Regions from separate parts of the Homo sapiens genome. Here all the other regions are linked to region 2. A link is a contact called in ENCODE Hi-C or POLR2A ChIA-PET data. All regions are on one chromosome and are shown on one strand. Each heading gives the region's core, a stretch centred on a gene start or an enhancer-like site at or near the end of the contact. The rest is flanking DNA. Distances are from core to core; before and after follow the strand shown.

The links. Hi-C counts contacts between places; a loop is a spot of excess contacts on that map. ChIA-PET counts read pairs that join two places held with the same protein, here RNA polymerase II (POLR2A). Pooled maps may share reads with other maps.
Region 1: a loop to region 2 is called in a map of HL-60/S4, with 2.2 times the contacts of the local background. The contact joins the enhancer-like site here to the promoter of DHRS3 in region 2. A Hi-C loop is called at or near these places in 1 of 168 maps with a recorded cell type or tissue (HL-60/S4) and 3 of 50 pooled maps. POLR2A ChIA-PET finds 5 or more read pairs at or near these places in 4 of 52 experiments (Caco-2, WTC11, activated CD8-positive, alpha-beta T cell and 1 more).
Region 3: a pooled map shows a loop between it and region 2 (3-fold over the local background). The contact joins the enhancer-like site here to the promoter of DHRS3 in region 2. A Hi-C loop is called at or near these places in 1 of 168 maps with a recorded cell type or tissue (PC-9) and 2 of 50 pooled maps. POLR2A ChIA-PET finds 5 or more read pairs at or near these places in 2 of 52 experiments (MCF 10A and naive thymus-derived CD4-positive, alpha-beta T cell).

What each region holds. Positions count from the first base shown.
Region 1 is chr1:12,207,966-12,210,665 of GRCh38, forward strand. TNFRSF1B (TNF receptor superfamily member 1B) reads left to right here. Exons shown (of 10, transcript NM_001066.3): 10 at 1-1,255. Among named protein-coding and RNA genes, the nearest start is that of MIR4632, 18 kb to the left of the region's middle. RefSeq lists a silencer at 2,514-2,593. Within about 2 kb of position 1,451, at least 8 of the 41 ENCODE cell types and tissues checked have a DNase peak (open chromatin) inside an H3K27ac peak, as active enhancers do.
Region 2 is chr1:12,616,875-12,619,574 of GRCh38, forward strand. It overlaps DHRS3 (dehydrogenase/reductase 3), which reads right to left and starts at 1,336. Exons shown (of 6, transcript NM_004753.7): 1 at 280-1,336. The coding sequence starts at 474. RefSeq lists enhancers at 961-1,592, 1,593-2,224, 2,225-2,700.
Region 3 is chr1:12,149,538-12,152,237 of GRCh38, forward strand. No RefSeq gene overlaps it. Among named protein-coding and RNA genes, the nearest start is that of MIR7846, 16 kb to the right of the region's middle. Within about 2 kb of position 1,359, at least 11 of the 41 ENCODE cell types and tissues checked have a DNase peak (open chromatin) inside an H3K27ac peak, as active enhancers do.

The DNA.
Region 1 (2,700 bases), core at 201-2,700, 410 kb before region 2:
GTGAAAGTCAGATGCCCAGAGGGCCCAGGCAGGCCACCATATTCAGTGCTGTGGCCTGGGCAAGATAACGCACTTCTAACTAGAAATCTGCCAATTTTTTAAAAAAGTAAGTACCACTCAGGCCAACAAGCCAACGACAAAGCCAAACTCTGCCAGCCACATCCAACCCCCCACCTGCCATTTGCACCCTCCGCCTTCACTCCGGTGTGCCTGCAGCCCCGCGCCTCCTTCCTTGCTGTCCTAGGCCACACCATCTCCTTTCAGGGAATTTCAGGAACTAGAGATGACTGAGTCCTCGTAGCCATCTCTCTACTCCTACCTCAGCCTAGACCCTCCTCCTCCCCCAGAGGGGTGGGTTCCTCTTCCCCACTCCCCACCTTCAATTCCTGGGCCCCAAACGGGCTGCCCTGCCACTTTGGTACATGGCCAGTGTGATCCCAAGTGCCAGTCTTGTGTCTGCGTCTGTGTTGCGTGTCGTGGGTGTGTGTAGCCAAGGTCGGTAAGTTGAATGGCCTGCCTTGAAGCCACTGAAGCTGGGATTCCTCCCCATTAGAGTCAGCCTTCCCCCTCCCAGGGCCAGGGCCCTGCAGAGGGGAAACCAGTGTAGCCTTGCCCGGATTCTGGGAGGAAGCAGGTTGAGGGGCTCCTGGAAAGGCTCAGTCTCAGGAGCATGGGGATAAAGGAGAAGGCATGAAATTGTCTAGCAGAGCAGGGGCAGGGTGATAAATTGTTGATAAATTCCACTGGACTTGAGCTTGGCAGCTGAACTATTGGAGGGTGGGAGAGCCCAGCCATTACCATGGAGACAAGAAGGGTTTTCCACCCTGGAATCAAGATGTCAGACTGGCTGGCTGCAGTGACGTGCACCTGTACTCAGGAGGCTGAGGGGAGGATCACTGGAGCCCAGGAGTTTGAGGCTGCAGCGAGCTATGATCGCGCCACTACACTCCAGCCTGAGCAACAGAGTGAGACCCTGTCTCTTAAAGAAAAAAAAAGTCAGACTGCTGGGACTGGCCAGGTTTCTGCCCACATTGGACCCACATGAGGACATGATGGAGCGCACCTGCCCCCTGGTGGACAGTCCTGGGAGAACCTCAGGCTTCCTTGGCATCACAGGGCAGAGCCGGGAAGCGATGAATTTGGAGACTCTGTGGGGCCTTGGTTCCCTTGTGTGTGTGTGTTGATCCCAAGACAATGAAAGTTTGCACTGTATGCTGGACGGCATTCCTGCTTATCAATAAACCTGTTTGTTTTACACGTCGACCCCTGGCTCTGCCTGGGGTCTGGGCTTGGGTTTGTCCATGCTCCTACTTGTCTGCCACCCCTGTGTAAGGGGAGATGGCGTCACGGTCCCTGGAGTCTGGCTGGCCCCTGTTGTGACTGGACCACAGAGGGACCCCTGTTACAGCCGCCCCCTCAAGCCTGTGAACCATAAGAGAACTTCCTGCTCGGGACCACACAGCTGGCTGGGTTCCAAGTGTGCCCTGGTCTCATGCCTTCATCCTCCAGGTCTCCTGGGCCTGCTCTCAGGACCGGGATGGGGTCTCTGCAGATCCCTAGCAGCCTAGGCAGCCAGGCTCTGCCCTCCTGGGGACCCCACTCGGGGAGAGTGGTTGCCCCTGGGATACTCAGACCAGTACAGGGTTTTGGGGGCCCAGAGGACATCCCTGGGCCCAGGTAGGAGGTTAGAACAGGGTTCTGGAGATGACCTCTGACCTCCTCCTGAGGGATGAGCAGCAGTTTTCCAGAACAAAGGATTGCAGGGAACTGTCAGGCAAAAGGAGTTCTGAGTTTAAAGGCCTTAGCCTGGCCAGCATGGTGAAACCCCATCTCTACCAAAAATACAAAAAATTAGCTGGGCATGACGGTATGCACCTATAATCCCAGCTAGTCAGGAGGCCGAGGCACGAGAATTGCTTGAATCAAGGCAACAGAGGTTGCAGTGAGCTGAGATCGGGCCACTGCACTCCAGCCTGGGTGACAGAGTAAGAGTCTGTCTCCAAATAAAATAAATAAATAAAATCAATTAATTAGAAGAAAGCCTTGGAGGGGAGAGAGACCTTGGCCTGTGTATTGGTTCCACTGACCCCCTGGGTCACCATCGTCACTCCAGCTCCTGTGACTCCCTCAGTGGGACCATTTTCATTCTTGGTGATTATAGGATCTGTGATTGATGGAACGCCCCGCCTCCTGGCTTCTCGCCCTCCTCTCCTCCATGGTCCTGTCCTCCAGCCTGTCTCAGTCACTCAACCCTTGACCAAGGCTCCCCACACTTATTCCATAAAGAGCCAGGGAGCAAATTTATTTTAATTTTTTGAGACAAGGTCTCACTCTGTTACCCAAGCTGAAATGTGATCGTGGCTCACTGCAGCCCTGACCTCCAGTCGCAGCCTCTTGAGCAGCTAGGACTACAGGCATGGACCACTATGCCGAGCTAAATTTTAAATTTTTTTATTTTTATTTTTTGGGTTTCCCTGTGTTGCCCAGGCTGGTCTCGAACTCCTGGGCTCAAGTGATCCACCGGCCTGGGCCTCCTGAACTGCTGGGATTACAGGTGTGAGCCATTGCGCCTGACCAGAATCAATATTTTACACTTGGCAGGCCTTACAGTTTCTGCAACAACCACTCACCTGTGCTGTTGAAGTGTGAAAACAGCTGTGCACAGGACATGAAAGAATGGGCAGGAGGCGGATGTGGCCT
Region 2 (2,700 bases), core at 86-2,585:
AAATGGTGGGTCTCTTAGGTTTCAGGGTGGGGGTGAATAGCCAGTCAGCCAGCCACCGATCCCAAAGGAGCGGATCAACTCTGAACCTGCCAAAAAAGACAGTCCGGTGCCCGGGAAATTTACAAGGTGAAACCGACTAGCTCAGCACTCGTGGGTGGCGCGGAGAAGTGGGGTGGCCGGCGACTCTCAGCTCCCGGGCGCGGGATCCCGCAGCGGCAGCAGGTGGGCTTACCCCCGCCCCTGCGGCCCCCCACTCCCTGGAGTCGCAGTGCCTGGTACCTTTCTGGCGCCGCGCTCCGCGAACTCGCGGGCGAGCTGACGCCCGATGCCTCTCCCGCCGCCGGTGATGAGGACGTTCTCCCGCGACAGGTCCCGCAGCTTGGCGGGCAGCACCAGTCCGACGGCTGCTTTCACCACCAGATAGATCATCTGTAGAGGGAACATCACCAGCGCGCCCAGCCGTTTCCACACCATCCTCCGCGCCGCGGAGCCGGGCAGGGGGCGAAACTCCCCGGGCCGAGCAATACAGGAATTAAAAAACACCCCGAACAATAAATAGTAAACCGAATAAGGAGGAGAGAGGCGTCCCACCTGGCCACTCTTGAAATCACCTCTTCCCAAATGCAAAGCACCGGGTGAGAAAAAGAAAAAAAAAAAAAAAAAAAAGATAAATTCTCCTCTGGGGGAGAAAAAGCGTCTCCTAAGGTTGGGACGGTAAAAGAGGTGGAGGGGGAAGCCGGAGGTGGAAAGTTCTAACAAGAAGTTTCTTGCCCCAGCAGCCGTTTCGGCTGGGGAATTCTCAGGTAATGTTTACAGACTGACAGAGGAGTTTAGGGAGGGGAAGAAAAAAAAAAAAAGGCACCAACCACACGCGCGCACCCTGCCTCGGTCCCGCGGTTTCAAAGTGCAAGATTAAAAAAAAAAAAAAAAAAAAAAAAAAAGCTGATTCCAAATTGTAGCGCCCCCACCCCCACCCCGTCTCCAGAAAAAAAAAAAAAAAAAAAGTGGGGGGAAAAAGTGCTTGGAGCTCCCAATTTCAGCCCGCGAAAGTCTCCCGACTCATTGCTATTCTTGGGCTCAGGAAATTGCTTAAACGCGATCTGATTGCCAGCAACGTGCAGGAGAAGTGGGGGGTCCGGGTGTCAGTTTCTTTACGTGCAGCGCTCGCCCTCGCGCGCGCTCGCTCGCTCCGGCTCCCTCCCTCCCTCTCTGTTCCAGCAGAGGCTGGGAGTTGCCGCTCGATCCAGCTCCCCTTCTCTCCCTTTTTAGCATTTATTGCCTTCTTTTTGTCCTTTCCAACTTGGAGAGGGTCCGGGTGTGGAGCGCGCGTGGATCGGACGCCTTGGTCTGCGCGGCCCTATTCATTCGCTCCCCGGGCAGCCGCGTCGCGGAGAGGGCGGCCCCTTTTTCCCCCATTTTTTCAATACCCCATTAAGTCTGATTGACAGTTAAAGTTGTTGGGAGGCTTCACTACCGTTCCTCTGAGTGGCTGCTGCGGCCTCCCCTCCCCCTGCGCCGTCGCGGGGAGCGCGCATAAGGCGCGCACTCGGGCTCGCCGGGACTCGCGCTCTCCCGGGACTGGCTCCCCTCTCTGCAAGCCGGGACTTGCCGCCGGTGTCCCTGAGGGCTCGCAGCTGTAACTCGAACACGCTGGAACCGACTCCGGCGAGCCGGCTGCCTTCTCGAGACGTTCCTCCTTGCCCGGGCCGCCCGCGGGCCAGGTGATCACCCCGAGTGTGGAGCAGGCCCGGGGGAGCTTGCGTATGCCTTGATCCAACCAGGTCACCCAGGGTTTTATTTCAGGTCATTTGGTCATCCTCGGCCTCCAGGTAGGATCAGGAAGCCACTCCTCACCTTTGCCCGGACCTCTTCTGTGTTCACGTAGAGTGGACTTTTAAAAGCCTGACCCAAGTGCCTCACGATGCTTAGGGGGAAGCCGCTGGGGAGCAGGACTTTGCTTTGAGGGGAGGGAGTAGTCAAGGTAAAGGAACCTCTGCTCCGAGTGCCAATAAAATCCCCACAAGATTAGCTGGGAGCATATTTATTGCTCATCTGAGCTAGAATTACCTTGACTGACACCAATTTCCTTAATAACAAAAGCCTGTAAACAAAACGTCCTATTCGTGCGCCCCTGTGCTGTGCAGCCAGCGTCTCCTGTCCTTGGGTCTCCCTGGACTGCCCTGGCGGGGCACCCACCTTCTAACCTCCTGCCCTTCCCGACCGGAATGTCTCCCCTGCTGGAGGGTGGGACCGAGCTATTTAGAGTTGTCTGTTGCAGGAAGTCTGGGAGGTGAGTCACTAAAAAGCAGCCCCAGTTCAAAGTGCTGATGGGACTTGCCTCCCGCCCCCCTGCACGTTCCCGGGGCCGGAGGAGCGAGAGCGAAGCAGGGAGCTGCCCTGTAATCTGGGGCAGCCGTTTCCAGCCCGCGACTTGTTCAGACGGCGATTCCTGGGCCTCACCCCCAGAGATTCTGATTCAGCAGGGCTGGGTGCGCTGGGATCGGTACTTTCAATGCTCCGCCTGGTGAGAAAGTCACTTCGAAAAACGCTGATCTGCGGGGAGGGGAGGCTGGGATTACCTCGTCACCTGCAAAGACCTAGTTCTGGGGAGAGGTTCTGCAGGGGAGGATCTTCCTTCTGGGTGAAAAGCCACTGGAAGAGCAAAAGGCAGGAGAGGCTTAGGATGAGCAACTGTCCTGC
Region 3 (2,700 bases), core at 109-2,608, 470 kb before region 2:
ATTTTTCATGGAGTTCTACAAATTATGTAGCTGATCTTGCATGGGGGCAGGGAAATCGTTAATTCAGAATTCACTTAATGCCAAAGCATTTTACCTCCATTGTCATGTGACCTCAGAGGGACCTTATAGATGAGCACACATGTCCCCATTTTTAAGAAGTGTTAAATGACCAGTAACTGATGTAACTGTTCCAGTCATCTCTTGCTACATAACAAATCACCTCAAAACTTAATAGCTTAAAACAATGGTCATTAATTTTGCTCACAAATCTGCAATGTGGCCTGGACTTAGCAGGGGAGGTGCATCTCGGCTCACATAGTACCAGCGGGGGTGATGAGATGAGCTGGAGAATCCACCTCCAAGAGGGCTGGCAAATTGGTACTGGCTGTCAGTTTCTCTCTGTGGAGCTTCTTGGGCTTCCTCACAGCATGGCTGCTGGGTTCCTGGAGCCAACAACTCCGGGGGCAGGAAGTAGAAACTGCCAGCGTCATAAAATTTGACCCCGGAAACTGGCACTGCATCCCCTTTGCTGCATTCCAGGTAGTCACAGAGCCCAGACTCAAGGGGAGGGGACACAGATCCCACCCCTCATTAGGAGGAGTGTCAAAGAATCTCGAGATCTTATGTGTCAGCAGGAGCACTTCACATACTGTCTCATTTTAGCCTCTCGGTAATTTTGCCATTATTGTCCTTGGAGTTGGCTCAAGGAAGCTACATAACCTGGTGGAATCCCAAGTTCCTCTGGCTGGAATTTGGATCCAAGCTGGTCTGTCTCCAGAGTGTGAGCTCTGGACTGAGCAGCTGACCTGTGCATTCAGGGACCCATACAGTCAGAATGTGGCAGGACTGGAAAGCAAGCTCACATCTGTCTGATTAGAGAACATCTGAGCTTGGTACCCATACAAACTAGGCCCTATCTAGTTTTTAGATAGGGAAATCAAGGCTCTGAGAGGTCTTGCCAGGCCTCTCCTGAGGAAGAGGGCAGGGTCTGGGACCTTCCAGGGCAGGATGGGGCCCCCAACTTGGGTTGCACAGAACCATGTCAGGAAGTCACATAGAGTTGTGGGTAGATTATGCAAGTACAGGCTGTCAGGAGGGATGTTGTTTTTCACTGCAATTACACTTCACTCAGGAAATACAGCTTCTGCACGTACTGAGGGAGGGTTCCTCACCCTGTGCAGAAGACCTCCTGGTGAATACCGGGGCACTCGCTGGGTGACCCTGGGTCCTCTGGGCCAAGTTCATGCATCGAAAGTTCCCTGAGAAGCTCTTTGTGCCCATCTGGGTTGGGCTTTGACAATAGAGTTGAAGAGGCTTTATTCCTGCCATGCATGGAGTCACAGGTTAGTAAGAAAGATGATAAGAGCTGTACTTGAGGCTTTCGTGTGCTCTCACTTAAACCTCACAGTGCACTAGGAAGTAGTTATTACATTACCCCTATGTTACAGATGAGGAAACCAACACGCAGAGTGGCTAAGCCAGTTCCCCAGGGTCACACAGCTGCTAAGTGGCGCAGCTAGGCTTTGAACCCAGGCCACCTGGCTGGAGTCTGCGTCCTCACACACTTGGCCATGCTGCTCCATTGTGGCTCAGGCCGAGGTCACCACTGTGCTGAGGCCCCAGCCCTGAGTCCCAGACCCTGTAGAACACTGTGCAGGCATCCATGGGGCTCAGTGAATGCACAGGGAATGGAATTTGCTCTTGGTTTTTATCCCACCTTTCCTTTCCAAAGCCCAGCTGTGGCCAGGCCTCTCCCTCACAGAACCTTCTATGACTCCCTAGTGCCTACATGCCAATGTCTGCCAATCCAGCTTTGCTGCTACCTCCACAGCTCCCATATCTAAACCTCTCCTGAGACCCGACTGTTTCCGCTCAGTCACCAAATACAGAGGGCATATCCTCATCATGAAATCTCTGCTCAGCGCTCCAACCCCTGAATTTCCAACCTCATCTTTCTCCTCCTCCTCCAAAAACCCTTCCAGGACACCCAGGCCCAGGACCTCCAAGCTCCCACAGCACTGACTGTGAAGGGGGACTGGAGGCCAAGTTCTAGAAGTCTTGCAAAAAATATCTCTGAAGAAATGCATTCATTCATTCATACAGCCACTCATTTAGTCACTCAAGCAACAGATCTGTATGTAACACCTACTATGTGTTGGGCACTGTGCTTGGCGCTGGGGAACACAGTGAAGTGGGGCAGTGGCGGGGATATACAGTACTGCTCTCAGGGAGTCACAGTCCAACTGGGAGACCAACCTAGAGTCTGGTCATGGCCTAGAGCATGATATTTGCTTTGATGGAGAGCAGCTTGGGGTTCATGACCCTAGTGGATGGCACCTAGCCCAGATGGAGGCAGGTCTCTGCTTTCCCCTCTGTAGAATGGGTTTAATAAGAGCACCTACCCCAAAGAGATGTTGTAAGGATTAATTTCATCCATTAATTTGTTCAATAAATATTTGTCAAGCTCAAACTCCGTGCTGGGGTGCTGGGGACACACAGCCCTGCCCTCTGCAGAGTGACAAGAAAGAGTATTTGGGATAACATTGGCTGGTGGTAATTGCTGTAAAGAAAAAAAGAAAGTGGTGTGTAGGCCCTCAGTGTGGTGAGGTGTGTAGCCAGGGCTTGGGGATGTAGCACCTGCTGTACAAAGGTCTGGGAGAATGTAGCGATTCAGGGTGTGCAGGGGGAAGTGAGTAGTTA